Regions from separate parts of the Homo sapiens genome. Here regions 1, 2, 3, 5, 6 and 7 are each linked to region 4. The links are chromatin loops, found by intact Hi-C in ENCODE. Cell type or tissue: PC-3. All regions are shown on one strand.

What was found. Hi-C counts contacts between places; a loop is a spot of excess contacts. Peaks named below come from ENCODE experiments on the same cell type or tissue, not always from the same donor. Only the 100,000 strongest peaks of a DNase experiment are listed, where the experiment ranks them.
Region 1: it touches region 4 in a loop (7-fold over the local background); 43 of 110 quality-filtered maps call a loop at or near these places.
Region 2: a loop joins it to region 4, with 11 times the contacts of the local background. A loop is called at or near these places in 13 of 110 quality-filtered maps.
Region 3: it touches region 4 in a loop (9-fold over the local background); 22 of 110 quality-filtered maps call a loop at or near these places.
Region 5: a loop joins it to region 4, with 7 times the contacts of the local background. A loop is called at or near these places in 10 of 110 quality-filtered maps.
Region 6: it touches region 4 in a loop (3-fold over the local background); 6 of 110 quality-filtered maps call a loop at or near these places.
Region 7: it touches region 4 in a loop (6-fold over the local background); 43 of 110 quality-filtered maps call a loop at or near these places.

Annotation. Positions count from the first base shown.
Region 1 is chr1:147,625,368-147,629,367 of GRCh38, forward strand. It overlaps BCL9 (BCL9 transcription coactivator), which reads left to right. Exons shown (of 10, transcript NM_004326.4): 10 at 1-849. Among named protein-coding and RNA genes, the nearest start is that of ACP6, 43 kb to the right of the region's middle. In PC-3, CTCF peaks have their summits at 2,308 (motif pointing left) and 2,520; a DNase peak (open chromatin) is centred at 2,304.
Region 2 is chr1:147,888,605-147,892,604 of GRCh38, forward strand. No RefSeq gene overlaps it. Among named protein-coding and RNA genes, the nearest start is that of GJA8, 12 kb to the right of the region's middle. In PC-3, CTCF peaks have their summits at 1,781 (motif pointing left) and 2,001; a DNase peak (open chromatin) is centred at 1,727; H3K27ac peaks cover 300 bases.
Region 3 is chr1:147,638,864-147,642,863 of GRCh38, forward strand. ACP6 (acid phosphatase 6, lysophosphatidic) reads right to left here. Exons shown (of 10, transcript NM_016361.5): 10 at 3,367-4,000. Among named protein-coding and RNA genes, the nearest start is that of ACP6, 30 kb to the right of the region's middle. RefSeq lists an enhancer at 2,491-2,992. In PC-3, CTCF peaks have their summits at 2,048 (motif pointing right), 3,329 (motif pointing left) and 3,537; DNase peaks (open chromatin) are centred at 2,118 and 3,328.
Region 4 is chr1:147,513,707-147,517,706 of GRCh38, forward strand. LINC00624 (long intergenic non-protein coding RNA 624) reads right to left here. Exons shown (of 4, transcript NR_038423.2): 1 at 3,737-4,000; 2 at 1,815-1,970; 3 at 632-742. Among named protein-coding and RNA genes, the nearest start is that of LINC00624, 2.2 kb to the right of the region's middle. RefSeq lists a silencer at 2,366-2,566. In PC-3, a CTCF peak has its summit at 1,851; DNase peaks (open chromatin) are centred at 705 and 1,905; H3K27ac peaks cover 1,280 bases.
Region 5 is chr1:147,598,245-147,602,244 of GRCh38, forward strand. All of the region lies in intron 1 of BCL9 (BCL9 transcription coactivator), which reads left to right. Among named protein-coding and RNA genes, the nearest start is that of BCL9, 59 kb to the left of the region's middle. RefSeq lists silencers at 1,086-1,165, 1,196-2,245. In PC-3, no CTCF peak of the experiment used is centred here; DNase peaks (open chromatin) are centred at 1,557, 1,807 and 2,667; H3K4me3 peaks cover 2,959 bases; H3K27ac peaks cover 1,477 bases.
Region 6 is chr1:147,715,335-147,719,334 of GRCh38, forward strand. All of the region lies in intron 2 of LOC105371230 (a long non-coding RNA gene), which reads right to left. The region is part of intron 1 of LOC102723321 (a long non-coding RNA gene); the gene reads left to right. Among named protein-coding and RNA genes, the nearest start is that of GJA5, 43 kb to the right of the region's middle. In PC-3, no CTCF peak of the experiment used is centred here; DNase peaks (open chromatin) are centred at 1,877 and 2,557; H3K27ac peaks cover 2,864 bases.
Region 7 is chr1:147,610,986-147,614,985 of GRCh38, forward strand. It overlaps BCL9 (BCL9 transcription coactivator), which reads left to right. Exons shown (of 10, transcript NM_004326.4): 4 at 593-904; 5 at 1,898-2,214; 6 at 3,442-3,631. The coding sequence starts at 852. It overlaps LOC128071544, which reads left to right and starts at 605. Exons shown (of 1, transcript NM_001414892.1): 1 at 605-811. The coding sequence starts at 605. The coding sequence ends at 811. RefSeq lists an enhancer at 1,445-1,739. In PC-3, no CTCF peak of the experiment used is centred here; a DNase peak (open chromatin) is centred at 1,576; H3K27ac peaks cover 1,593 bases.

The DNA of each region.
Region 1 (4,000 bases), 110 kb after region 4:
GTACTGTACTATATTGTAAAAGGGATTTTAGCAGAGACTTTAGTCTTTGGGGCAAGAGGAGAACAGGAATGCTGGGCTGTTTACTTTAGGTGGAGAATCCATCTTCAGACCTTTGGACTATTTTCTTTCAACTGCAGTGTATAGAAAAACCAAACTACGACCTCAGAGCAGAGTATTAATGAAAAGCACAAAAAAAGGAACTAAGTTCAGCGAGGGGTGGGGGGAGGGGGGAGATTTTTCTTTTGAAAAATAATGACTCTTAGGACATTTGTTTTTCAGTTCAAGTGCTCTTCAGCACTGTCTTGTCTCCCAATATACCAACCCACTGGCACATTTTTCTCTTGTTTTCTCTCTCCGATTTTGCTCTGTCTCCTCAGTTAAGTGTTTCCTTCCTTTGTGCCCCCCGCTGGTGACCCTCTGCTTCCCTCTCTCTTTCCCTTTGGCAGCTGCAATACACAGTGTTATTTTGGGGAAATAAATCTAGCAAAGCCTCGCCTTCCATGCCGAGCGTCCTCTTGGCTCTGAGAGGGAAAGGTCTGTCCTTGGGATGCTCTCTGGTCTTTTTTCCCCCTAAGTCTTTCTCTTTCCCATCATACCCTTCCCTGCCCACCTTGTTTTCTGTTCTCCTTTTATTAGGAATTCCCAAGTGAATTTTATTAATGTGGGAGTGGAACAGATGCTAAAAGCTATCCAGGATTTTGTTTCTGTTTGTTTTAAATTTTGTGGTTCCTTCCCTTTCCTCCCCCTCCCATGCGTAAGACGTTCTGTGTAACCTCCATTAAATTTGGTACAAAACCACTCGCCAGAGCTGTGGTGTCAGAAAAATAAAATATATTGTTTCTTACAAAATTGAACTGCCTTTTTTGTTCATTTGGATTCCTGATTGTTTAGTATTGGGCATACCGGTTGCCATGTGACCCAGAAGCGTAGACTCTTTGTATTGGAGTTGATCAGTAAGGTGATGGTTAGGGAAACCACATAAAAGTACCTTCTCAAAGCATATTCCATGCTGTTAAGGAATAACTACTCATGTAGGTTTATTCTGTACTGTTCCTATCTCAGTCATGAAATCCTAGTTATAAGCAGAAGAGCAACCCTGGTCCCATTGCTGAACTTTACCTTTAGGGCAATTAATGGTCTTTATTAGGAATGTTTGTGAGAGCCAGTTTAGTGGTATGAAGTAATTAAGAAGGCCAAAGGTTGTATGTTTAGTTATTTGAATAAGCTATGAGATGTCCCTTGGTCTTGTTAAGGTAGAATATTATTACTATACCTGCAAATTATGGGTTTCCACAGTCCGTGGGTTTCTGTGGTCCTTTCTGGCTCCCCACCTCCCCCTTACCCCATCACCTCTGCTAACGCTGCTCAGTCTTTGTGCACAGTTCACTTCTCACCACACACATCTTCAGCAGATCAGTGTGTATCCTGCAAGGTATGTGCTAATGGACTTGCTGTTGTGCTTCTGTGCAGTTAATTCTGTTCTGGTGTGTGTATTTCTTTGAGTTGTAGGTGTTTTTAGCTCAGTGAGTGGGCGTCTGTGTGCGTGTTTGTTCTTAGGTGAGAGAATCTAAGCGAGGAGCGGCAGGTGCAGAGTCATCTGCAAACAAACTTGTACAAATTGGGCTCTGCTGGTGTTTCACAGTCTGAGCTTTTCTCTCCGACAATTGTTTTGGAGAGCCATTTTCTCTTCCTTTTCAGCAGCCCTGTCTTCTCAGTAACACAAGTGCCCCAGACAACAAAAAATGTGGAGATGAACATTTGAGTACCTACTCTACCAGTCGCCTCCCTGCACTTTATCTTGCTGATTTTTAAGGGGCCCTGTGAAGTGAGTGGTAATGATCTCATTTGCAGATGAGAAAACTTGAGCTCACAAGTTTAAGAATTCTGATTCAATCTGATGTATTCTGTTGGTGCTGGGTAGTGAAACTTTCATGTTGTAGAGAAATTAGGATAGTAAAATGAAGATTTTGTTTCACGAACTTAGCCATGTTTCTGGGTTCTCTGGCTTTAAAGTATATAGATGAGAACAGACTAACAGCCAAGCATGGGCAGCACAAGATGAGAACCTGAAGGAAGGGTCCCACCTGGCATTTGTCTACTGGTCTGGCTTCTTGGGTTGCTCCCCTCCTTGCTGTACCCAACAGTGTTGCAGTCACTAATGGTGTGTGGTCCTGTTGTTACTCTCACAGGCAGGGAGTCAAGGCATAAAAGGTACCCACATAGGAGAGCAGGTACTCACTTAGAGGGCTAGCAAGAGACCGGTGGGTCTGGCTGCTGTGGGCAGCTGGATGTGTGGCACTCCTCTCGCAGCCCCCTGCTGGAGAACTTGGGGCAGTGCAGATCAACTTCCCCACCTGAGTTTTTAAAATACCCCATCATACAACTTCATTCACTTTATCAGCACATGCCATTTCATCACGATAATGTCTGACAAGCCAAATTTAGGGTCTAAATACAACAATTTATCATTTACTAAGATTGTTATAAAATAAAATTACCTTTAGAGAGACTGGATGCTAGTGCATGGAGAACTGATGCAAGATTTTTTAAAAATCAGTGGAAGAGTGATGAAAGATGTTTCATATTAACATATTCCTGTGAAAGCCCAGCCAATCTTCTCTCTTTCCTCTCCTGAAGTTTGGGACTGAATGGAGAAAATGCAGTAGTGACTTGTTCACTTCAGGGGAAAGTGGTGGAGTGTGTGTGGCTCATAGCATTTGTTAAGGACTAACTAGAAGTATGTAGCATTTTCCCTGAAACAATGTAAAATAAAATAATTTACTTTAGAAACGATTCTGCACTTATACATGAAAACAGACATAATTATAGGGGTCTTATGAAGGAGGCGGCATGAGAAAATAAATTGAAAACAATTTTACATATTTAAAGCTACTCCTTAAAAAATGGATCCAACATTTCTCCCAGCCTCCCTGCGCTCTATACTTCTTGATATTATCATCACAACGCAACTGTGGTCATCTGTGCCACCTGTGCAGTTGGACAGGACTCCGGCTTGGTTTAATGCTCCGCTGTCACTGTTTGGAGTTCTTAATTATTGAATAGGGGCTCCACATTTCCATTTCGCCCTGGGTCCCACAGATTGCTTAGCCAGGCTGTTGTAAACAGAAATCACAACAGCTCCACAGAGGTGCTGGGACCTCAGTCTCCATATTTATTCTTTCTCCTTAACTAGTGGCCAGGAGCACCTCAGGCAGGGTACTTGCTGTGTTCCGCTTAAACTGTCTACACTTCAGTCATTTCCTTTTCCTTTTCTGAGTAATTTCAGGGTGCTGAAAGGAGAGGGAAGTTGCATTTTAACCCGAGGACTCATTATTTAGCAAATATTTATAGAGCACCTACTGTGTATCAAGAACTGTGCAAAGGCTGGGATGTGGAAACAGGTGTGTAAACCAGTTATTGCGATGTAATATGATGATTGCTACAGTGAAGGTGTGGACAGGGCGCAATGGGCCAGAAAGGAAAATTCAATGAATCCTCAAAGGAAAGGTGATTTTTTGAACTGACTCTTAAAGGAGAGAGCATTCCTGGAGGATGGTGGTGAGCACTGAAGCAGAGGAAATGGGAACAGCAAGGGCTTGCTGATGGGATGGCCTCTTTAAGGGAGGAAGAAGTAAAGAAGTAAGAAATAAGCCTAGGCCGGGCGCGGTGGCTCACGCCTGTAATCCCAGCACTTTGGGAGGCCGAGGTGGGCGGATCATGAGGTCAGGAGATCGAGACCATCCTGGCTAACATAGTGAAACCCCATCTCTACTAAAAATACAAAAAATTAGCCAGGCGTAGTGGCGGGCGCCTGTAGTCCCAGCTACTCGGGAGGCTGAGGCAGGAGAATGGCGTGAACCTGGGAGGCGGAGCTTGCAGTGAGCCGAGATCGCGCCACTGCACTCCAGCCTGGGCGACAGAGCGAGACTCCGTCTCAAAAAAAAAGAAAAGAAATAAGCCTAGAGAGAGAGTGGATCACAGAGAGCCCAGTGTGGCCCAC
Region 2 (4,000 bases), 370 kb after region 4:
TGTTTTCAGTGCACTGCATACATTATCTATTCAGTCCTAAGTACCCTGTGACATAGCTGTGATTATTAAACTTCATTTTTAGCCAGGCATGGTGGCTCATGCCTATAATCCCCGTGCTTTGGGAGGCTGGGGTGGGAGGATCACTTGAGGCCAGGAGCCTGAGACCAACCTGGGCAACACAGCCAGACCTTGTCTCTACAGATTTTTTTTTTCTAATTAGCTGGGCATGGTGGCACATGCCTGTAGTCCTAGCTACTCAGAAGGCTGAAGCAGGAGGATCACCTGAGCCCAGGACTTCAAGGTTACAGTGAGCTATGATTGTGCCACTGCACTCCAGCCTGGATAACAGGAGAGAGGCCCTGTCTCAAATAAATAAATTGCATTTTACATCTGAGAAGACTGAGGCATATAGAAATCAAATGGTTTTCCTGAGCTCACACTGACGGTAAGTGGTAGAGCTCAGATTTGAGTCAGCTGGCTTAGCCTTTATACTCCACTGCATTTCAAGATAATGATAACAACCATTTATGTGCCAGCAATTGGGCCGAGTACTTTAACATAGATTATCTCATTAAGTTCTCATAATAATCATCTCCATCTACAGATGATAAAAATGAGATTTAAAAGGGTTAATTTGCCACCTATCACAGAGCTAGTAAGTGATAGATTCTGAGCCAGAATTATAGAATTATAGCCAGATTATAGAGACTGACAACAAAAATACTAAACCATGTTGTGAAAGCCAGTGATGGCTCTACCTACAGTCTTCCATGGAAGACTCCCTCATCGTTTACAAGGACATGAAAATGTGTTTGCTGGACCTAGTGGGGAGAGAAATTCCTCTGCACTCTCCACTCTAATGGGTTTACAGGTAGGCCAAGGGCAAAATGAACTCCTGAGTAGGAGCCTGGAGTCTTTGTTGATGCAAGCTGTACCAGTGGATTTCAATTAGCCAGGAGGCTTTTGGAGTGCAAGCCCAGGCCATGGACAACTCACAAGAGAGAAGGTCCCAAAAGCTCCCCAATTCTGCCCCTAGCAACAGAGGCTTCCTGTAGCCAAGTCTGTCTCTGATTTGCAGGTGGGTGAGTTAAATTCACACAATCTCAGCCATAACTCTTAGAATGGGTTCTCCATTGCCCTAACCAGAAAGGCCCCAGAATGTTTGTCTCCAGTGATCAAGGCCTGCCATCTGCTGAAGTTTTGCCCTTTGCTTTGTCATCACATGAACCTAATGCTCTACAATTTACTCTGCCCTTTATCATCAAATATTGCCCCTGGTACAATCAGGGATACAGTAGAATTGTGCAGGACCAAAGGAAATAAGGACAGGTCTGAGAGAAGGGAGGGGATAGAGCAAAGAATCTTGAAACCCTCGGGTTGGTGATTCTGGATTTGTGGTGCTGTGGGAGACAGGGCAAATATTTCCGTGATAAAAGGGACTTCTGAATAGGAAGAAAAGTAAGAGGAGAAAAAGAGGGATACCCTCTGGGGCATCCAGTGCCACCAGTATAATGATCACTAAACAGGGTGAAAGGGAAGGCACCAGGAAACCGGCCCAGAGAGTGTGGTTATACAGTAAAATTAAAGCCAAGGTTGTCCCCCTTTGCATTTCCTGTCCTCCCAGCCCCTCCCATTTAGACCATATCCATCTTTTCCCGTGTGGAAAAAAAGAGTTCACTTGACTCTCCTTTGCAGACTTGGAGTAAGCCTCTTTTCTTTGCCCTCAGGCTCTGAAGGCGTCTACTACAGTGCGTGGAGCAAAAGAGAGACGGCATCGCCCCCTCGTGGCGCAGGGCCAAGCTCTGCGGTATTCCGGACGCTGTCCTGGGCTGCCCAGACAGGGGCACCCCGTGGGAGTGGAAATGCTGTCCTCAGAACCTCTGGCTGTTGAATGACTTGTGTCTTGTCAGAATGGTGAGATCCCCGAATGCCATCACCCTGTTCCTTCTACCCTCCCCATTGATGTTCACACAGGTCAGCTAAGCTAGACCTGTCTGCAGTGTGTTTTGAAAACAGGTTGCCCCTGCAAGAAAACTCCTGGTTTAGTAAATCAGCACATCAGGGCTAGAGAAGAAAAGAGTTGTGCTGTCTTTGTTTCCATTTCAGTCCATTCTGCCAAGTTGAAGCAGAATGATTTTCATTCATCTTAAATCCCCCCAAAATATTTTTTTTAAATAAACCTCTCAAACCAAACACCATCACATATGTACCCTAAGGAATACTAAGTCACCTCTTCAGGCAACGGAAAGAAAGGACCAGAGAATTGCTGTCAAGCCTAGGGTGGGTGGAGGAGGCAGGGAATTAATTTTGTTGAGTGGATAAAGGTCTGGGCCTCAATCCCAAAAGCCCAGATTGGGGCATCGAGCCTACAGCACCCCTGTCAGTCACTCCCTGCTGTCCCTGGAGCCTGGGCAGGCAAACAGTCATCCTTCTGCACTGTCTCTCTGGGACAGCCGGAACCTTTGCCCCCATCCCGAGGTCACCCTCTCCCAGAACCTCCTCTGCCTCTGGTAAGAGGAGGTAAAAGGAAGGGGGACACAGGAGGTCCATCAGAGCATGGATGAAGCTGCCCCTACATCAGAGTGCAGAGCTTGGAGTCTAGCCCCATCCTGGCCAACACAGAAGCAGGGAGTGAGAGAGGCAAAAACGAGGAGCCAGCCTGTTTCCATAGATACAGATTTCAGTTGCATTTTATGACAGCCGTGCCAGGCTGCCTGGAGAGGCATTGTTTGGATGTCTAGGGACCCGCTCAGAAGGAAAATGAAGTAAGAAGCGATTTTTTTAAGATTCAAGTGGTTTCCCCTCCCAGTTTCAGATTGAGATCCACCTCCGCCCTCTGGCCTTCTGGCAGAGGTCATCCCTGGTAGGACACTTGCCTTTAGTACAGCCTGGGCAGATTTAGGCCCTCCAACCCCAGGCCTCGAAGATCACAGTCAAAATGATTCTTAGAAGCAAGCCTGCTGTCCCTGGAGCCTGGGCAGTCAAACAGCCATCCTTCTGCACTGTCTCTCTGGGACAGCCGGAGCCTTTGCCCCCATCCCGAGGTCCTCCTCTCCCAACACTGCTAGTGCTTCTCTAACAGCTGCTCTGTGGCTGAAGGAGTTCCAATTTCCCAGCCCCTGGTGACCTCTTGTGAGGGCTGCCACTGAGGCTTTGAGAGAAGAAGGCTCACCTGGTCTCCTGCTGGGGGCTCAGCCTGCAGCTGGGGAAGGACTCCCCTTACTTCTAGATTCAAAACACTCATTTTCCTTTGCCACTCCTACATCTTCATCTCCTACATCTTCATCTCCTACCTCCTCATCTAGGTGGTGCCCTTCTCTCTACTCATCACTCATTCATTTCTCCAAACCCATTGAGTTCTTTCATTTGCCAGGCCTTTATAAAATAGACGTAAGAGACTTTCCCTGTACTCAGAAATCTCACAGACTAGTGGGGGATGCAGACACATAAGTGAACTACTAGAAAACAACTTAGATAGGGTCAAGTAAGAAGTCCTGGGGAAGTTAAAGCCCAAACTGAGCCCCAACGGATGAGTCAGTTAGGGGAGAGGAGATTCAAAATAGAGAGGGGACTGCGTAGGCAAAGGCATAGAGGCAAGAAACAGGATTATGTGCATAAGAAACTCGGTAGATCATAGGTGCTGAGAGCCAGTGCAAAGCTATGAGTGGCAAGAGATGGGCTGGAGTAAATTGGCAGTCATCAGACAGCAGAGGGCCCTATGTGCCATGCTAAAGGCCCCAAGCTTCCTCCTGCAGTGGTTCTTCAGCCATGGCTCACGGAGTTCCAGGGCTCCACTGTGGTGCCTCAGGGGCAGGACTAGGGGCCTCTCACTCTCAACCTGAGTGATTTTTTTTTTTCCAGACAGAGTTTCACTCTAACTCAAGTGATCCGCCCGCCTCAGCCAAAGTGCTAGGATTACAGGCATGAGCCACCGCACCCAGCCCTGAGTGACTTATTTTATATGTACTTGAATAGGTGACAGCAAACCACAGTGAGATTA
Region 3 (4,000 bases), 130 kb after region 4:
TTTGTTTTTTTGAGACAGAGTCTTGCTCTGTCACCCAGGCTAGAGTGCAGTGGCACGAACACGGGCCACCACAGCCTTGACTTCCCACGCCCAAGTGATCCTCCCACCTCAGCCTCATGAGTAGCTGAGACTACAGGCACTTGCCACCACGTAAAGCTGAATTTTAAATTTTTTGTAGAGATGAGGTTTTGCCATGTTGCTCAGGCTAGCCTCGAACCCCTGGGCTCAAGCGATCCTCTGACCTCAGCCTCTCAGAGTGCTAGGATTACAGGTGTGAGCCACCTGGCCAAGATGTACAATCGCAGTTCAGAATCCATTAAATCTCCATGGTGCTATATGACCTTGGCCAAGCCACAGGCTCTCTGATCTTCAGTTTCCAGGGATATTTCCCCATTGTTCCATAATGTTACCTTACTCCTAGAACTGAACCCCTGAGGTATTCAGCATTTTGGAATTTTTGACCTAGAGAACAACCATTCCTTCAACCTTTCCCCTTCCTGATCTCTTCCATTCTTCTCTGTGCAAGGCCCAGGTAAGCTGTGCCTACCTTTATGCAGCTGGCTTCAGTTACTAACAGCTCCAGGGACTGCTCTCTCATCTCCCAAAAGCCCTGCTGGTTTGACCCCATCAAGTTCTACTTACCCAAGTGTTATACAACCCTCCCCTTAATTACACACTCAATCAGTTCCTCCCAAGCTCAGCAATTTGTGGTCTCTGGGCATCCCCCAGCTGCTTTTCCGGAGGTAGCTCCCAGGCTGGGTCCTGGCAAGCCTCTGAAGCACTGCTTGGGTTTTTAAGGCCATGGTACCCAGAGTTGAAAGCCTTGCTGTTATTTCACACTCTATTTCCTTCCAAATTAATTCTCTGATGAATACTGTCCTTTGCAGTGATTCAGTGCAGGCCATTTCCTTACATCTTTCCCCTACCTTTGAGACTTTTAATCTCTCTCAAATCCAGATTTTCCTTTGTGAAAGGCTTGCCTCAGAGAAAAATGCCCTGCTTTCCTACCAATATAAACAGCTCTACCAACACTGGCCCCAGCCTCCCGGCACACTCCCTTTACTGCTTGACTTAGCTATTCCTTTGATTTCAAAGCACACATACTTGCCTTCTCTAAAAATCTCTGTACAACACAGAGCAACTCAAACTTCTTGGCTTACAGTAAGCTGCTGGACCCTAGTTTCCTTAAGCCCCAAATACAAGAAGATGCAGGTTCAAAACTTGTATCTGAGGAGGTAGCACCTTCCATACCCTTTCACATGGTTATTTTGCTTACATCCCCCTCCCCTAACCCCAGCAGATAGTATCACCATCCTTCCATGTGGATAAACAGAAACTCTGCCATGCTAAAGGAGTTGCCCAAGGTCACAGGGCCCAGGAAAGTGGTAAAACTGGAATCCAAATCCCTGGCTCTTATCTCCAAGGTAGGTGCTTCTTTCAGCATCCTTCATGTGGCTTAAACACCCCTGAAACAGCCTAGTCTTCAGCCACCAAGATCTTACCACCCAGGGGCAAGCCATCTAGGTCCGCAGGCACCCACTGCCCACAGCCCTGAGGAATGCTCCGGAGGAGCCACAAAGAGGCTCCTCTGGCATAGCAGGAGCAATGGCTTATATTTGTATAACACTTTTCATATTAGGAAGTGCTTTCCATACCTAATCTATGTCATTCCTAGGATAATTCCATGAGGGAGATGCTATATTAGAGTCCCATTGCACAAATAAAGATATACAGGCTTATCAACAGGAAATTAATGGACTTGCCCAAAGTCACACAGGTAGTAGGTACAGGGCAGGACTTGAACTCAGAGCACATGACTCCAAGATCAGTGGTCTCTTGAGTTCTCAGACATGGTGACTGTGGGCCACTGCCCCCCTCCCAATTTCTTCAGGAAAAGGTACATTTTATTTAAAGGCCAAACGGAGAGCGGAATCCTGAGAAGACCAGCTTTTTACTGGGGAAAGTGTTTTTCAGTTCTCCCCAGCCAGCCTTAGACAGGGGTCAGGTTTCTAGAGGCTGGCAGGGTGGACTGGGAAGGGCCGGGCTGCAAAGTCCCCTTGGCCACTAGAGGGCAGGGTCTGAAGAGAGCACACAGCCATCTCCCCGGGGAATTCCCCACCCAGCAGAAGAGACTCATCGCTGCCTAGCAGCCCCAGGACACGCTCTAGCCCAAAGCCGAAGAATGATCCCTTCCTGGCATGTTGTAGACAGGGTAGGTGCCCTTAGCCCACCCCTCCCCCCACAGCCCGCCCAGCCTCCTCTGCAGGTAGATGGCGGTGCCCTAGAGGATTCCAGCTGAGGAAAAGGGGTGCCAGGTGCCACTGACAAAGACCTGAGTTTCCTACAATGAAAATAAACAGGTCAGCACTCCAGGTCCCGGTGCTTCGAGGACTAGGGGAGGGTGGGACGGGAACTCTCTCCTCCTCCCTCTTCAGTTGGGCCCTTCAGGGTTTCTGTCCCCTTGCTGCAGTTTTTAACGATCCACGTGGAACTAACTGTTACAGGGGAATAGGCACATGGCAGTGAAGGGTCTTGTCTAATGACAGTCCTTCATCCCAGGGCCTGCCAGAGCCAAGAGCTCTGTAAGATAAGCCACGAGGCCCTCGGGAAGAGCTATCAGGGGAGCCGCAGATGAAGTCGGCCTTCCCTGGCAAGCCTGGCTCTCCTCCGTCCTGGGAAGCCTTTCACTTTGCCATACACGGGTGAGAGCCTCCTGTGGGAATTCTTTAAACCTCAACAGCACTCTGAGGCCCCTTAGAGAAAGGAGTCAAGGCAGGGACAGGTTAGGAATTTATGAAGAGCTTTTCACACCCTATTTTCCATCCTCAGGACAAATCATCAGGTAGATAAACATTAACTTCCCCGCTTTATAGTTGGGAAAATGGAAGCTCAGAGAAATTAAGTGACATGCCCACAGTCACACAACTGGTGAGTGAGGGAGCCAGGGTTCTGTACAAATCTCCTGCACACACAGGCACAGTGCCCCGGGAAGGGCAGGCGGAGGCGGGGCGCTGCCTGCAGAGGAGCATCCCCAAAGGCTCCCTTGGCTTGCGAAACCTACCACAGTTAAGAATCTCGTGGGAAGTGAGATGAAAGAGAAAAGGGAAAATAAGAATACTTGAAGGCACTTATACGTTTCCTTAATTGATTCTCACAACAACCCTAATTAGTACGTATCATTATGCCCATTTTTACATGAGAGGAAAAACAGGCTCAGAAACACCCGTCCAAGCGTTGCAAGGAAATAAATACGCTGTCAGAATTTGAACCCAGCGAAAGCCTTGGTGTTTTCCTTTACTCCATGCTTCCCCCTGGTGGTGAGTGGAAGGAGAGTGCATAGAAGCCACCTGGGTGCCAACAGAAGAGTTAAGTCAGCGTTCTGAACTCATTTATTCATTCGGTAAATCTTTGCTGAGGTCCACTTTGTACAGTCTCTGCACTTGGTTCTAGAAATACAATAAAAGACAAGACAAACAACCTTCTATTGAAGGACAAACAGAAACACGGGAGGCCTAGAGATAATTGGATTACACAGGAAAAGGGAGTGTGGGTCAGGGGTCAGGTGATGGAAAAATGTGTGCCAAGGTAAAGAGGCCAGAGGAGTGCGATTTCCTTTTTTTTTAAACATACTATAGGTCTGGCTAGGGAGATATGTGAGGGGTGAAGCTGGAGAGGTATGCAGGGGCCAGGTCTCAGGGGGTGATGGAAAGCAAGTGAGGGTATGGCCCATTAGGAAGCCACTGTGGTAACCTAGGAGGGTGGCCTTGGGCCCCGGAGAGAAGTGACAGAGGGGATATGTCATTCAAATGTCCAAGTGTCTGAGCACTGGCATGCACTAGGCACTATTCCAGGTGCTGGGGACACATCAGTGAACAAGAGGAAATCTGCCTTCATGGAGCTTCCATTTTAGTCAGGGAAATAAGCATATAGATACACAAATATGTAATATCCGGCACTGATAAATATCACAGGGCGGGGGAAAGACAAGACAAGTGTATTC
Region 4 (4,000 bases):
AAGTGTCTCCTGACTTTAGAGAAATGTAGAAGTACCCCACTGGGTATGAGTAAGTTCTCCAGAGTCTCTCTTTAACCTAGCTCTAGGGTAGGATAGAGGTGGAGCCAGAAGGGTCTGTGTCTGCAGTTTTGACAGTGTTACCCTTCTTCAGCCTCCTGCACAGTGAGTGACCTCCAAGGATTATTCAGGGTTTGGGAACAGAGAATTGTAAAATATTTTAGATGGGCCAACCTTTTCTCAAAATCCTCTTCAAAGGAAAATTAGCCTCTTCCTCACCATTGCCTTCTGTGCTGAGGAAGAGGACCTGCTGCTCCTTGAAGGAGGGTGGCCATTTCGATACCACAAGAGCCTACTCTGCCCTTTGACTGGATGCCTGGCCAACTCCTGACATTAAGGCAGCAAGCAATCCCAGTACTGCACAAAGTTCTGCAGCAACAGAAGTGATGATTAAATAGGGCAATGGGTTCTCTTGGGAATACGAACTGGGAAATTCCAAAAATCAATCAGTATCATGAGAAACATCAGGAAGAACACAGAAGAGCAGCCCAGGCATGCTCGTGGTGAACAGCACAGAGATGAAGGGCCACCTCAGTGTTAGATCCTTCCAGTGTCCATATGACATTTCACTCACCAGGATGCCACTGGTGCCAGATGCTCCTGTGATGTGCCTCTCTCTCTCATCGCCACAGGTATGCTGCAGTAAGCCCCCACTGACTAAGGTAGCCTGAGGGAGTGTCAGCTCCTGGAAAACAAAAAATCACCATACTGTCAGAGCTGGTCACTTAGTCAGTGCTACTCAAAGTGTGGTCCAAGGACCAGTGGAATCCACCACTGTTCCAGTGTGCAGAAACAAAGCATAGAAACAAAATATGCATTTGGAAATCTTTAAATAGGAATTTGACCTTGCCCCAGCATCCAATTTTATGTCTGTTAAATCTAATAATAAAAAGTTGAGCTTGCATTTCATAAGTCTATGGGAGTTTTTTCATTTCATTTTTCTAATAATTTATTTTTATTGTGTTTTACAAAAGCATCAGTCAGTATGTGAAGGACTGAAAACTGTCAAATATTTAAAAACTGGTGCTTCACAACAGACAGTTTGAGGAGCACTGATCTAGTCCCGTTTACAAACTGTGAATCCTTGACCCATTCGTGGGTAGTAACCCATTAAGGAGTCACGAAATTAATTTGTGTGGATACCAGCATTAACAAAGAATAGAATAAAAAGTATCAGGGTACATTGCATGAATACAGGATTAAGTTCTTTTTTGTGAAATTTTTATTTTAAAAAGCATATGCAAATACATATGCACATACACACTTGTATATTTTTGCATGTATATAAAACAGAAAAAGGAACCTGGGATGCCCATGTTTTATTGTAAAAGATACTTCTGCTTTTCTAACAGTTGTAAGGAAAATGTCTGCACATATTTGGAAAACTATGTGTTGTCCATCACACACCCTTCTGCTATCTTTTATCTGATTTGGATTCTATGGGAGCTATTTCACAACTTTGTAAACTGTAGCTAGCTGATAGCATTGCAAAATAATTATTCTCTGTAAACATTCAAGTTTTGTCCCTTCTGGTAGAGGTTCAATTGATTCCCGCTCCCTCTGTGGAAGAAGTCAGTTTTGCCCTTTTTTTGTGCATTCAATATTCTTGATCTATACATGTTCTTTGTATTCTCTTTTGATCCAGTTATAATATCTGCCTAGTTCTCTCATAGATTGAGTTAAATAAAATCTCTAACACATGTTCATGTTCAATCTGTATGAGTCATGATTCTATGTTTCGTTTTTTTTTAAATTACCTTTTAACGTAGGTCACAGTAGAGCTTTCATGCATCAGGTGGCAGTGTTTGTTCAAACTTAGGTCAACTGTAATGAAATGGGATACCTCAACAGGAAGGCAAACCTGGATCCCTAGCAAGGCAGAGGGACTTCCTGGTTTAACTTTGTGCTGTTGCCTAGAGGAATCAAAAGGAAGGGGAGAATTTTATTGTGAAAGACCACATGCCAGCAATGATTTTAACTGCTGCTCTGTAAGATCCCTCCCACGCCTTGTTCTCATGATGTTTGAAATACACATCTCTTTTACTACAGTTCAGAAAAATCTGAAGATACAAATGAATATGGACTAGGCAAATTAGAAGTACGAGGTCTCAGACATAGCAAGAAAGAACACCAGCCTGAGAACAAAAAATTTAGGTTCTAGGCCCAACTTGATCCCTAATGAGCTGTATGATTTGATTTTAAGCATGTGACTTAGCTTCTCTGGGCCTCTTATTCTTTATCTGTACATTAATTTACTTAAGTTGGTAGTTTTCAATTCTTTTTCAGGCATAACAACTTTTTTTTTCAAAACAAAGCTTGTACACAGTTTTAATGTGCAAAACAAGACAACAACTCTGGTTTAGTAGGGTGTCTGCTTGGTTTCAACTCCTCCACTATGGTGGCCTCTAATTATAGGGGCCCCTCAGAACTGTGAGGATTCCAAGATAGCACGGTCTGAGAAGCATGGAATCCAAGAGCACTAACATTCTTCCTAATGCTGCGATGTTCCAGTCAATTACTTTGTCTCTGGTTTAAGAGCATTCAAAATCTTTTCCAAGTTGTTCCACCCTTTCCTTCCTTGCCCCATCCCCACCCTGTTGAGTATTTCCAATTTTAGCTCTGACCTTTAGAGTCCTTGTTCTATCTTCATTCAGTTCCTTCAACTGCTGGGATCCACCCCACAGGTTTGGTCCAAAACAACCTATGGGGTGTATTCCACTGTATTCTAATTATCTGTTTAATTATCTGCTTCCCCAACCAGACTGAGTTTCCTGAGAGTGGGTGTCTTGTCTTCTCACCTTTGTCTCCCAGGTCCAGTGCGGTGCCTCGCCCTCTTCTCTATTCTCAGTACACACTGTCTGAGTTCTTCTCTCTACCTTACCTATGTATGTTCTACCCAGATCTCTCTCCTCAACTTCAGCCTCTCTTGTACAACTACTTTCCAGACAATTCCACTTTGGGTATCTCATAGGCTCTTCAAAAGCAGCACATCCAGTTCTACAGCTTCCATTCAGAATATTTACCTCCTCCTAAAGTCCTATCTCAAGAAAATATGCTGCAACCTACCTGCTGCTGCCCAAGCCAGAAACCCTTGACACCTCACTTTCTTTCATTTCCACTTCCACATCCAACCCTTTAATTCCACCTCCTACCATTTTTTAATCCATCTACACTTTTTTTAGAGATGGAGTCTTGCTATGTTGCCCAAGCTAGACTTAAGTGATCCCCATCTCAGCCTCCTGAAAAGCTGGAGCTACAGGTGTGTGCCACAGCACCAGCGATCTGTCTTTCCATTTCCACTACTGTTGCCCAAGTTAAGATCACATGGATAATAACAGATCATTTTGATGGTGCTTCCAGGGTGCCAACTGTTGCAAAAATAATAAAACCCTTTTCATACATTAGATCCTTGAATGTGCGTATCTGCTCTGGTTATTACTGTAGCCCCATTTTACCATTAAGGAAATTGAAATTTAAAGAGAATAAATAACTTACCCAAGCTGGTAAGGGTTGGAGCTGAGAATTTAGTCCGTCTCTCCAATGCCAATACTCTAGCCCTTACCTATAATACAACAACTGAAATATTAACTGGTGTTGTATCCCTACTATCAGCTTTGCCTTCCAAGTCTTTTTTTTCCCGTTCTACAGCCCAGAGATTTTTTAAAAATAGAAATCTTACTGTGTGCGGAATTCATTCCTTCTGGTGGGTTCTTGGTCTCGCTGTCTTCAAGAATGAAGCCACGGAGACTCCCGGTGAGTGTTACAGTTCTTAAAGATGGTGTGTCCGGAGTTTGTTCCTTCAGCTGTTCAGATGGGTCCAGAGTTTCTTCCTTCTGGTGGGTTCGTGGTCTCACTCACTCCAGGAATGAAGCCGCAGACCCCGGCGGTGAATGTTACAGCTCTTAAAGATGGCGCATCACAGTTGTTTGTTCCTCCCGGTGGG
Region 5 (4,000 bases), 85 kb after region 4:
TTGACAAAAGGCATTTTAATTATTTTCTATTTGGAATTCTTCAATTGATCTTGATATTGTTTATACCAACTATTGCCTTTCTTCTTTATTTAATTTATATCCTCAGTCATGACAGAAGACAAAGAGAAAATACCTTGCCACAGTTTTTCATAGGATCTAAGCAGGGGAGGCGGCTATGGTAACTTACGTTGACCAGTTAAAGAGTTTTAAATGATTTCGAAAGCAGATCGGCTTTATCATTTAGGGCTCTCTTGACCATCCTTTACAACTAGCACCATTCCTTAAAAGGTTGCCCAAGGAAGGTTTCCTTTAGGAAGGGAAACTGACACAGGAATAAGTACCCTGGTTAAAACCATGGGTGATAGAAGCAAGAGCAGAAGATTTATCTCGTCCTCCTGGCCATATTGCCTCCATCTGTCTCCAGGGAGAACACGCAGTACACTCTAACATGGGCAGTCTTCACCTAACGGATCCAGAAGAGCTGCGGGGTCAGTGCACACAGTTGCCGAAGCAGCTAACTTAGATCAAGACCCCACAAGGCACAAGGACAGAGGTGTAACAACAGTGTATTCTGGGGAGGGTGCAGAGCAGACAGATCTATAATAACGGTTGTTCACCGCAGCAACCGGGGCCACACAGATGGAGCAGAATAGCCCGAATCTGAGCTTTGATTCAGCAACATGCTCTAACCATGATGCCGTCATTTTTTCCTTCTGAGAAAAAGTGTAATCTAATGGGCTACCCTCTCACAACAGCGCCGGGATACTCAGGCTTTGACCCCTTCAGAGCAGAGGTCTTCCGAAAAATTAGGGGAGCTAGCCCGGCTGTGAAGCGACGTGAGGTCCTGGACAGAGGTTCCCTCTGTGGGCACCAGGCAGCGATGCCTGAGCCAGGCTGGGCTGGGCCGGATGTGAAAGGAGACCCCTGCACCCCCGGCGCATCAGCGGGACTCCTGCACTTCGCAGAGGGCGGAGGAGAGCGCAGTCCTGGGTGGGGGCTGCTCTCCTGCGAGGGGAGAAAGCCGGCCATGGCCCAGGCGGTGCAGACTCAGAGGTGGAGAGAAGGGACAGGAAAGCGGGGTGGAACTGCGTCCCGAAGGTGTGAGGAGGTGGCCTTGAAGGTTGAGGGCTAGGCCGGGACCTGGGCAGCAGGGAAGAGTGAGGGAAAGACCGGCTCTTCAATTCGTTTCTGTCAAAAGATGGCCAAATTCCACGCTGCCCTTCCCCCTCCGCGCCTTTCCTGGCCCCCCGCCCCCCTCGGTTGCTCCCAGGACTGCGCGAGGCGGCGGGAAGGTCCGGGAGAGTGAGCGCGTGGGGAGGAGGGGACGGGAAGAGGAGACCCTCCCGTGCCGAACCTCCCGCCCCGCCGGCCCCTCAGGAGGCTCTGGAGTTGGGGACTAGAGCTCTGCCGCTTTAAGGGGGGAGTGGGCGTCCCCTCCAGCCGGGTGACGGTCCGGGGCGGGCCCTGGCGGGCGTGCCTATGCAAACCAGGAGGTGGTGCCGGCGGTGGGCGGGCCCGTAGTAAAATATCGGGGGCGGGGCGGCGGGAGGTGCGGCTGCCTGGTGGGCAGGGCCCTGCGGGAAGCTGGGGGCGGGAGGAGGCCGCGGCGGGTTGGTACCATCGCGCGCGTCTGGGGAGGGGGACGAGCGACTTTCCCTGAAGGGGCACGAGCGACTTTCCCTGGAGGGGCGGGCCCTTGCTGGTCGCGGGGCCGGACGCTGAGGCGGGGCGGGGCGGTCCCGGTTCCCCGCGGGCGGGACGTCGGGCCGGTGGGGAGGGGGCACCCTCCGCTCGCGTCCGAGGCGGGGCCGGCTGTACCTTTCGTGGCGCGGTGCGGCGGGGGAGGGCCGAAGGGAGGGAAGGGGCGGGACCGGGAGGGGGGAGCCGGAAAGGGGGAGGCGCCGGCGGACAATGGAGCCTATGTGTGCTTGCCGGAGTGGGACGGCGCCGCCGCCGCCGCTGCCGCCGCCGGGGGGAGACGCTGCGCCGCCGCTGCCGCTGGCCCCGGCCCCGCGGGGCTGAGAGCCGCCCCGGACCCAAGCCTCTTTCCCTGCTCCGCACCTCCTCTCCCCTCCCCCACTCCTGCCTCCGGGGTAAGTGGCACCTGGGGGAGGGGGAGGGGAAGGACCGGAGCCGGGGGTAGTGGGGGCCAGGTCCGCGTCCGCGTGTTTTGAGCCGGTTTGGGGGCAGGGGTAGCCACAGCCGCGAAGAGCGGGGTGGAGGGGGGCAGAAAAGGGGCGGGGGCCAGGGTTGCGGATTTAGTGAGGCGAGTCTGGAGGAACCTGTGGGGGGAGGTGGGGGTGCTTCACGGGCGGTGGAGAGAGAGGGCATCTCTTCTTTTTTTCAAAGGTTGTGTCCCAAGCAGTGCTTGGAGAGGTTAAACCAGGAGAGTGAGGACAGTCCCAGGGTCCTGGGATGCAGGAGTGTTGGAGGGGCGAGATGGAGAGCTAAATAAGGGAATTGGGATTGAGTTTGATGAGGTCTGTAAGACCCCTGAGATGGATAGAGGTAAAGGGGACTTTGCAGGCCAGTGACTTGTTGAAGGGTAGGGGAGGTGGAAGCTAGGAAGAATGTGTGAGTAGTTAAGGGCCCAAGCAGGTGAATTGGTGATGTCTAGGTCACTGAGTCATTGTGGGGGTCTTGGGACACACCAGTGATTTCCAAAGTGGAGCCTGAGTCACTGGCCTTTGAAAGTTGCAAAGACTATTAAGATGTCACTGATGAGTGTTGGGTGAGCCTGGTGAAATGGAGATATCCTAAGTAAAACAACAGCAGGGTTGGTTATTATGTCCAGAGGGAAGGAGAGGGAGGGGCCAGAGGCCTGTAATAGTATTGCTGGGGGCCTTATGGGAAGGCTACCAAGCATGAAGGAGGAGGCCAGAAATCTGTCCTCCAAGAGGTCTGAAGGAGGGGGAAGGAAAAATGGGTTTTTAGTGATAGGAGAGACTTAGAGCCTAGATTGGAGTCCAGCTGGGGACTAATAAAGTTACTAGATAAGTTAGAGAAATGGACATAACTATCTCTTAGTGGAGAGTCTGTAAGATGGGATAGAATTGATGCAAAATTTGACTTTGATTACAGCAAACATAGGTAAATCCCTGGCAGTGATTTCAGTGGGGAAATGATTTTCTATGTAAAGAGTTACATTTTGGTCAATGATGGGTATTGGAGTATTAGTTAGCACTTGATATATTCAGGAATTAAATGTTCGTTTTGGGGCAGAGATTTGGATTTGTGCACTGAGCAAAGTGATGAATTAGAACTAACAGACAGTAAGGATAAATTGTAAAATCATTGAGAGATGGGAGGAGGGGGCAAAAGGATGTTGGAGGTAAGACTCATGTGGGTTTAGAACCTTTGTGGAAATTGTGCAACATGATTGTCCTGTTTTGTGTTTTCTACTGAATACTAGTGATTGGAAAGTTTTAGCAAGGAGAGATGTTTGCGTGAATAATGTGAAGGCCCTACATAAAAATTTAAGAAAGACATCCTTATTCACTATTGAAAAACACCCAAACTATTAAAGACACAGATGGGTTTATAAGAGGAGCTGTTAGTTAAATGGCATAAGGATGCTTTGAGCAATGAAGGTTCCATTAGTTGTTTGAGGGCTTGGATAAAAAGAGAAATTGTATTTTATTTTATTTATTATTATTTTTATTTGTTTATTTTTTGAGACGGAGTCTCGCTCTGTTGCCCAGGCTGAAGTTCAGTGGTGCAATATCGGCTCACTGCAACCTCCGCCTCCCAGGTTCAAGCTATTCTCCTGCCTCAGCCTCCCAAGTAGCTGGGATTACAGGCACGTGCCACCACGTCCAGCTAATTTATGTACTTTTAGTAGAGATGGGGTTTCACCATGTTGGCCAGGGTGGTCTCGAGCTCCTGACTTCTGGTGATCCACCCACCTCAGCCTCCCAAAGTGCTGAGATTAACAGGTGTTAGCCACCGCGCCCGGCTAGAAGAGAAATTTTTTTTTTTTGTAGATGGAGTCTCACTCTGT
Region 6 (4,000 bases), 200 kb after region 4:
AGCTGCAATATCTTTTATAATCTAGCCTTGGAAGTCATACACCATTACTTCTGCCAGATCCTATTGTTCTCACAGGCCAGCTCCATTAAATGTGGGAAGAAATACAAGGTGTGTTTCCAGGAGGTGAGGAACTGGGGGCCATCTTGGAGGTTGGCTACTACATCTTTGCTTGATTTTCTCCGTAGTACTTATCACCTTCTAATACATTATACAAGTTACTTATTTAAGATTGTAAACCAAAAATATCTGAGACAGGTCTCAATAAATTTAGAAAGTTTTCTTTGCCATGGTTAAGGATGTGTGCCTGGGAGGCAGCTCTGTGCCTTTCTCTGAAGATGACCTTGAGGGCTTCCATATTTAAAGGGGAAAGGGCAGCTATTGGGGAAAGAGGAAGAAAATTCTTAAAGGTGTGGATAAATAAGAGACAAACAGTTGTGTACTTTTGATTTTTGAGCAGCCTTTCACCGAATACAAAATTTACACATGATGAGGGTGGGGGTAGAAAAAGAGTCTAGCTCAGTAAATCTGCATTTTTACATCAGAGGAAGCAATCAGATATGCATTTGTCTCAGGTGAGCAGAGCGATGACTTAGAGTTCTGTCCTTCGTCCTACCTGTGAGGATAAGCTATCAATTTACATTGTCAGGGTAAAACTCAACAGAACCCTTTTAGGGTAAAGATCTTGAGGCTCACAAGGAATTTCGTAGTGGTCAAATCATGAAGGAGGTATGTGGCTTTTTTATCTTTGTAACTATCTTATTTAGGAATAAAATGGGAGGCAGGTTTGCCTGATGCAGTTCCCAGCTTGACTTTTCCCTTTGGCTTAGTGATCTTGGGATCCTGAGATTTATTTTTCCTTCACAAGATGTTTATTTTTAGTCTCCTTGTTCCTGGAAAGGGGTCCCAATCCAGACCCCAAGAGAGGGTTCTTGGATCTCACTCAAGAAAGAATTCGAGGCAAATCCATAGAGTAAGATGAAAGCAAGTTTATTAAGAAAGTAAAGAAATGAAGAATGGCTACTCCATAGGCAGAACAGCCCCAAGGGCTGCTGGTTGCCCATTTTTATGGTTATTTCTTGATTATATGCTAAACAAGGGATGGATTATTCATGAGTTTTCTGGGAAAGGGTTGGGCAATTCCGGTAGCTGAGGGTTCCTCCTCTTTTTAGACCATATAGGGTAACTTCTTGGTGTTGCCATGGCATCTGTAAACTGTCATGGCGCTGGTGGGAGTGTAGCAGTGGACTATCAGAAGTCACTCTTGTCACCCTTTTGATTTTGGTGGGTTTGGGCCGGCTTCTTTAATGCAGCCTGTTTTATCAGCAAGGTCTTTATGACCTGTATCTTGTGCCGACCTCCTGTCTCATCCTGTGACTTAGAATGTCTTAACCTCCTGGGAATGCATCCTAGTAGATCTCAGCCCTATTTTATCCAGGGCCTATTCAAGATGGAATTGCTCTGGTTTAAACACCTCTGACATCATCATGCTAGGTGGTTAAGCTCCTCGAGGGCAGTGATTTTGTCTATTTTATTGACTGTTCTATGTTTAGTGTCCAGCACAGTATTTGGCACATAGCAAGACTCAAATATTTGTTAAATAAATAATTGAATATAAAGCTCTGCAAAATTCTGTCTACCTTCCCTGATTATTAATCTGGAGCAGCTTCTATCTCTTAAATTGCAAAGAGCTGCAGCTCCAGTCAACTATTTTCACTGCTCTGAGCATTCAGTGACCCATATTTGTTTTCTGACTCAATATATATAGTGCATTTGCTGGAGTGAAGAACTTCCTGATTGAAATCTGATCTTGTAAGGTACCTGGATGTGCTCTGGTGAACAGTAGGCTGAGGCAGACATCCGGGCTAGAGTGACTCATAGAGTTTAGGGTGCAGGCGCTTACTCCACCTGTTATATAACCTGTTTGTGTAAGCTCATACCTGGCTTGGAGCCACTGTTGTTTGAAAAGGTATAATTGTCCTGCTGATGCTGTACACAGGGGACATGGCTTGGCTCAGCTCTTGGGCATGGCTCAACATGGCTCAGCACACTGGCACCCAGAGAAAGAGAGAGAGAGCCAAAGATGTCTGTCTTGCAGGCAGGCAGGTGGGAGCCAGGAACCAGCTTTTGCCCAGAGAAAGAGTTAAGCTGCTGACCCTGAAAGCAAGGGAGAGTCAGCCGTGCAGCTCTGCATGGAAGTGGCCGGCTCAAGCAGCTGAAACAGAGCATACAGTGTAAGAGAGCTGCTGATGAGAGAGCTACTGAATAAAGCCATATTTCACCTACACATGGCCGCCCGAAGTGTTCTTTCAGCTATCCACCCACTCCCCTCAGACCTAAGCATGGGCTGGACCCTGACCCTGGATCTAACAATTGGTGACATTGGCAGGATGAGGTGTGGTACCCAGTGGCAGTGGTGCTGCTTGGATGGGCCCTAGTGGAAATGTGAGAGGCAATGGACAGGGCCCCCATGAGTATGGGGAAGGCCCTGAAGTACCTGGAGGTGCACAACACCAAGGAGGAACATGCCTTTGCCAGCAGAGTCAGATGGGCGTTTGTGACTGTGCTGCAGGAAGTGCACGCCCAATCCCTGTGAGACACAGTGCAGGGAGGAGGAAGAACTTCTGTTGCAGGCTTGCCCAGTGATCCGTCTGAAAATAGAGCATGGACAGCTGTTGGGCCCCAAGGGTGAGCCCAGGGACCCTCCCCAGTTGTGATGGAACACATTTCCTATAGTCCCGGTGCCCCTACTGAGTTGTGGGAGTTAAGCAAGTAATGTCGGCAGTCATGTACAGACTTAGTGCAAGTCATTCAGGAGAAGGACGTTGCTGTGCAACCCAGTCCCACCCAAGTGCTCCGGTTCAAAAAATACCTGCTGCAGTCAGGCAAAAGTGTAAAGCCTTTTCTGTTTGATAAGAGAACTGACCAAAGTGCCAGGATGGGTACATTCATGGGTAACAACCCCCCGGACTGGGAAAGTGGTTAGCAACTGCATATGCTGCCCTTCGGGCTCATAAGAGTGTGGCAGGATGGGCTACAGTCATCGTCTGGATGACTTACCCAATAGTGGGATGGGTGCATTCATGGGTAACTACCCCTGCCAGACAGGAATGGCACAGACATCCACTTTAGTGAAGTGGGGTGTCTACTTGGAACAGTGGAGTACTCTGAGTACAAGTCCCTTAGCAGTAGAGGTTTTAGGGCCTGTAGTCCTAATGCAAGATGAGGCCATGGGGCCTGAGGCACCCCTAGACCCTGAGCCATCACTGTTTAAGGAAGGGTGCCCTCCCATTCCTGATAGGGCATGGTACATAGCTAGGTCTAGCCAGGGTGCTACTGCTGTCTGGACTGCTGGTGCAGTCCAGCCTAGTTCTGACACCACATGGTTTGAAATCAGGTGTAGACAGAGTAGCTAATGAGCTGAACTCAGGGCAATGTAAATGGTAATCACCAAGGAGGTGACACCTAAGGTAGTCTGCACCAATAGCTGGGCAGTTTATCAGGGCCTATGTATGTAATGGGCCTGTGTGCCCAGAAGCCTATGTTTATGTATCAGGCCTGTGTGTCAGGCCTGTGTTCCCAGGCTTATGTATCAAGTCTATGTGTGTATATTGGGCTTGCATGCCCAAAGCCTATGTGCCAGGCTTATGTGTCAAGCATATGTGTATGTATCGGGCCTGTGGGCCGAAAGCTTATGTGTCAGACGTGTGAATCAGGGGCTTATGTGCCAAACCCGTGTATTGGACCTATGTGTCTAAAATCTATGTCTCCCTCAGCTTAGGGGGTGGAGTGTAAAGTACATGGATGTGCTTTGGTCAACAATAGACTGAGGTGGACATCTGGACCAGAATGACTCAGCAAGTTTAGGGTGCAGGCGCATACTCCACTTTTTATACAACCTGTTTGTGTAAGTTCGTACTTGCCTTGGAGCCACTATTGTTTGAAAAGGTATAACTGCCCTGCTGATGCTGTGCATGGGGAACATGGATCCGCTCAGCTTCTG
Region 7 (4,000 bases), 97 kb after region 4:
GGAAATCAGGGGGCAGAACTGATTGTATTTGATGTTGGTTCAATATTTGATTTCAGAAGTACCTCCTTTAAAGTCCCCCCGCCCCCAAGGCCCTGAGAGTGTAAACATAGATTAATTTGCATCATGGTTTGAAATTGGGGGGGTTGTTTCATTTCAGTGCTGTTGTTTGCCATCAGAACTGAAACACCAGATAGTCACTATGGATCTGCGGTACCTAGGGGTTTCAAAGCATTGTTTTGAAAAAAGAAAGACACAAGTTTTTGAGGGTTTTGTATTCAAAACTACAGAAATGTAAGGGAGAATACATAGCTAAAGAGAAAACTGCCTTTTTCACCTGCTCACCCTTGCCTGGTCCATGCTGCTTGCGGGGGAGGCTTGCATGCTTGGCAGGAAGTCCTAGTCACCCTCCAGCTGGTGTGGCCCCTGAGCCTTTGTCCACAATGGGAGCATCACCCTTTCACCCTGATGGAAGTGGAGGCATGGTCTAGCTGCTTCGCTGAGTTGGCTAGTGCTTTCACCTTGATCCTGTTGTGAGGGTGTTTTATGTCTCTGTTTTTGCTCCCAACTTTTTTTGGGTGGCCTTTTCCTGTAGTATGCCCTGGAGATGCGAGATTTTCCTCTGGCAGCAGGAGGCACGCACCCAGAGAATGCTGGAGCTGCAAGGGGAAAGGACCCACTTCCACAGCAGAGAAAAACAAAGAGGAAAAAGGCATACAGGCAGCGAGCGCTAAGGGACGCACCCAGCAAGCAGTGGGCCAGTGCCACTGCCCCCAGCAGCTGTTTCTGCTGCAACCCGAGAGGAACTCGGTGAGCCTGTCCCGTTTGTGACTGCAAGCTCAGGATTTCAATCAATGCATTCCAGTAACCCTAAAGTGAGGAGCTCTCCATCAGGAAACACACAGAGGTAAGGGCTGGGCTGGGGCCTCTTCCTGCAGCCCCTTGGGGATGCCATAGGCACATCATGAACACTCATTGGTGAAACAGTATGTTGAATTAGAAATAAATGAAACCCAAATGGGAAAGGAAGAGAAAATAGACTAGTAAATAGTAATATAACAGTAAGCAGGATACAGTGTAATCAAAGCTTATGTTAGAGTTTTCCTTTGTTATTCTTTTGTCCATCATTCCCTGACCTCTCCCCGCACCTCCCTGCCAAAGCACAAACGAAAGGACCATAGAGACCAACCAGTACAGTTTGCCTAAGTTTGCAAACAAGGAAACTGAGGCCTGGAATGGTGAGGAAGCCTAATGTCGTAGAACTAAAACGTTATTCCCCGGACTCCCACTGTGACACTTTTTCCTCGGTTTCACAGTAGTTAAATTGTTACTTTAAAAGAATTTTGTCCTCACTCCCTGAGGGCAGTGGTTGGTTTATCTGCTTTGGTGTAATACTGCTTGTTGGGAGGGATTAGTATCCTGGAGGATTTCCCTAACCTGACAGTCACCAGCTCCCGTGCTCTTTGGGACCAGCTTGCATTTTCCAGCAGGGAAGTGAGGCTCTCCTACAGCTGTTCCTTGTCATCAGCCTGGGGGTGGGTAGTATTTTGATCTTAACGATGCCTGTTTGTTTACTCTGAGCTAGTCTTAGTGTAAGAGTCACCTCTCTATGTACATAGAAACCGTTGTCCTTTATTGACAGAAGCCCTGGAGATGGGTCCCCATGTGACTGTAGGGTTCCTGAAACCTGGCAGGCCACTCTGCTTGATCCTCCTCTCTGTTGATAGCTCTGAGATGGGATCAGGGGTGGCGGGAGCAAGCAAATGGCTGAGGTGAATCATGGGGTGGTTATTTTAGTCCTAAGGGTCTCCTTGACCCCCAATAGAAACTGCCTCTCTCTAATTTGTGCTGACCAGCTGTATCTGGTGTCTGATCTTCCTTTGTTATTTGTTTCTTTTAGTAGCCCTAAGTCAAAGCAGGAGGTGATGGTCCGTCCCCCTACAGTGATGTCCCCATCTGGAAACCCCCAGCTGGATTCCAAATTCTCCAATCAGGGTAAACAGGGGGGCTCAGCCAGCCAATCCCAGCCATCCCCCTGTGACTCCAAGAGTGGGGGCCATACCCCTAAAGCACTCCCTGGCCCAGGTGGGAGCATGGGGCTGAAGAATGGGGCTGGAAATGGTGCCAAGGGCAAGGGGAAAAGGGAGCGAAGTATTTCCGCCGACTCCTTTGATCAGAGAGATCCTGGGACTCCAAACGATGACTCTGACATTAAAGGTATGTCTATAAGATCTTTGAGACTCAGAGGGAAGTAGGTGTTCCTGAGGGAAGGCCTCTGACATTCGACAGAGGCCAGAGAGCCTAATATCAGACAAGTGGGGAGAGTAGGTATCAGATTCATGAGTTCTCACAGTTTATGATGGAACTATTTCTTCTCATTTTGTTACTAACTGAAGAATTGTTTGGAACCTCCTAGTTGAGGAGTTCTTGCCCTTAAGGATGCAACGGTTTAGGGGTTATGGTAGGATGTTTCACAGGCCTATCCCTGTTCGTACACGTTTCTGGCCTCTATGCTGTTTGTACTTTAGTTTCAAGCCAGTAGCTCTAGTTTGTCTGTGCCAGTGGCCCCCACTGGGGTAGTTTTTCTGGTATCCCCTTCTCTTCTCCATCAGAGCAATCCTCCAAGGCTTGGGTCTTGTGTTCTCTAGTTGCCATTTTGCCAGACTTCAGACACAAGAGGAAGCCTTAATGGCCCTGGCAGTAGTCCAGATTTGTTACAGCTGATTTTAGTGTAGCAGGAATGAGTGGCTACCAGATGTGTAGAGATTTGGCAGGCACCAAAATGGAGTGAGCCAAGAAGGGTATGGGACCAACAGCTGTGGTTTTAGGCTTTTTCCTCCTAGTATAAGACCAAAAGTCTTAACTGTAGGCCAGAACATGAAGTTAGTATTCAAGGAATGGAAGTATGATTTTCCAACCCAAATTAGAAATGGAAACTTGGGTGATTGTTTCTCCCCTCCTTCCTCCCCTCCTCCCTCAAGTGTTTTGGCAGGCCTGCTATGAGTGCCAGCACTATGCTGGGGGGCCATGGTCAGCAAGATAGATACAGCTGTTGTCCTCAAAGATTTGAATGCACCTAGAAAGCTGATTATTAGACAGTTACAGTAAAATATGATAAATGCTGAAATAAGAGAAGTTAGAGGGCTGTGAGATCCATCCCCAGTTAAGTCTAGGAGGTTTCAAAAAGGTTACCAGAAGAAGGGACATTTACACTAATATATGAAGGAGGTGTAATAGAGAGGTAAGGAAGCTGGGGAAGACTGCTTTATGGTTAGTCATTTGAGAGAGAAGAGTATTTGAAATTTTATAAGTAGAAGAGGTTTCCTCTTAGCAAGGTGGTACTTCCTTGAAATTCTCAAGGTGGGTTTGTGTTGTGATGCTATATATGCTGGCAGAAGAAAGGAAATTTTATTCTTTCTGTGACGAGTCATTTTATTCTTTTAGAATGTAATTCTGCTGACCACATAAAGTCCCAGGATTCCCAGCACACACCACACTCGATGACCCCATCAAATGCTACAGCCCCCAGGTCTTCTACCCCCTCCCATGGCCAAACTACTGCCACAGAGCCCACACCTGCTCAGAAGACTCCAGCCAAAGTGGTGTACGTGTTTTCTACTGAGATGGCCAATAAGTAAGTTGATGGCTGTGTCTTGCTGTTGGGCAGGGCTTGTCTGGGGACCTAAATTCTTATTCCCATTGCAGATTGATCTTTTATTATCACCTAAAGTTAACAGTACAGATAAAACATAAAACCTCCCCAACCCAAACTCCCCCAGAGGCAACCACTGATAATACATCCTTTGCTTCCCTTTCAGAAATTTTTCGTGCTTGTACAAATATACATATATATCTCTTTTTCTTTTTTTTTTTTTGAGATGGTGTCTGTCTCTGTCGCCTAGGCTGGAGTGCAGTGGCAGATCTCGGCCCACTGCAACCTCCACCTCCTGGGATCAAGCAATTCATCTGCCTCAGCCTCTTGATTAGCTGGGATTACAGGAAC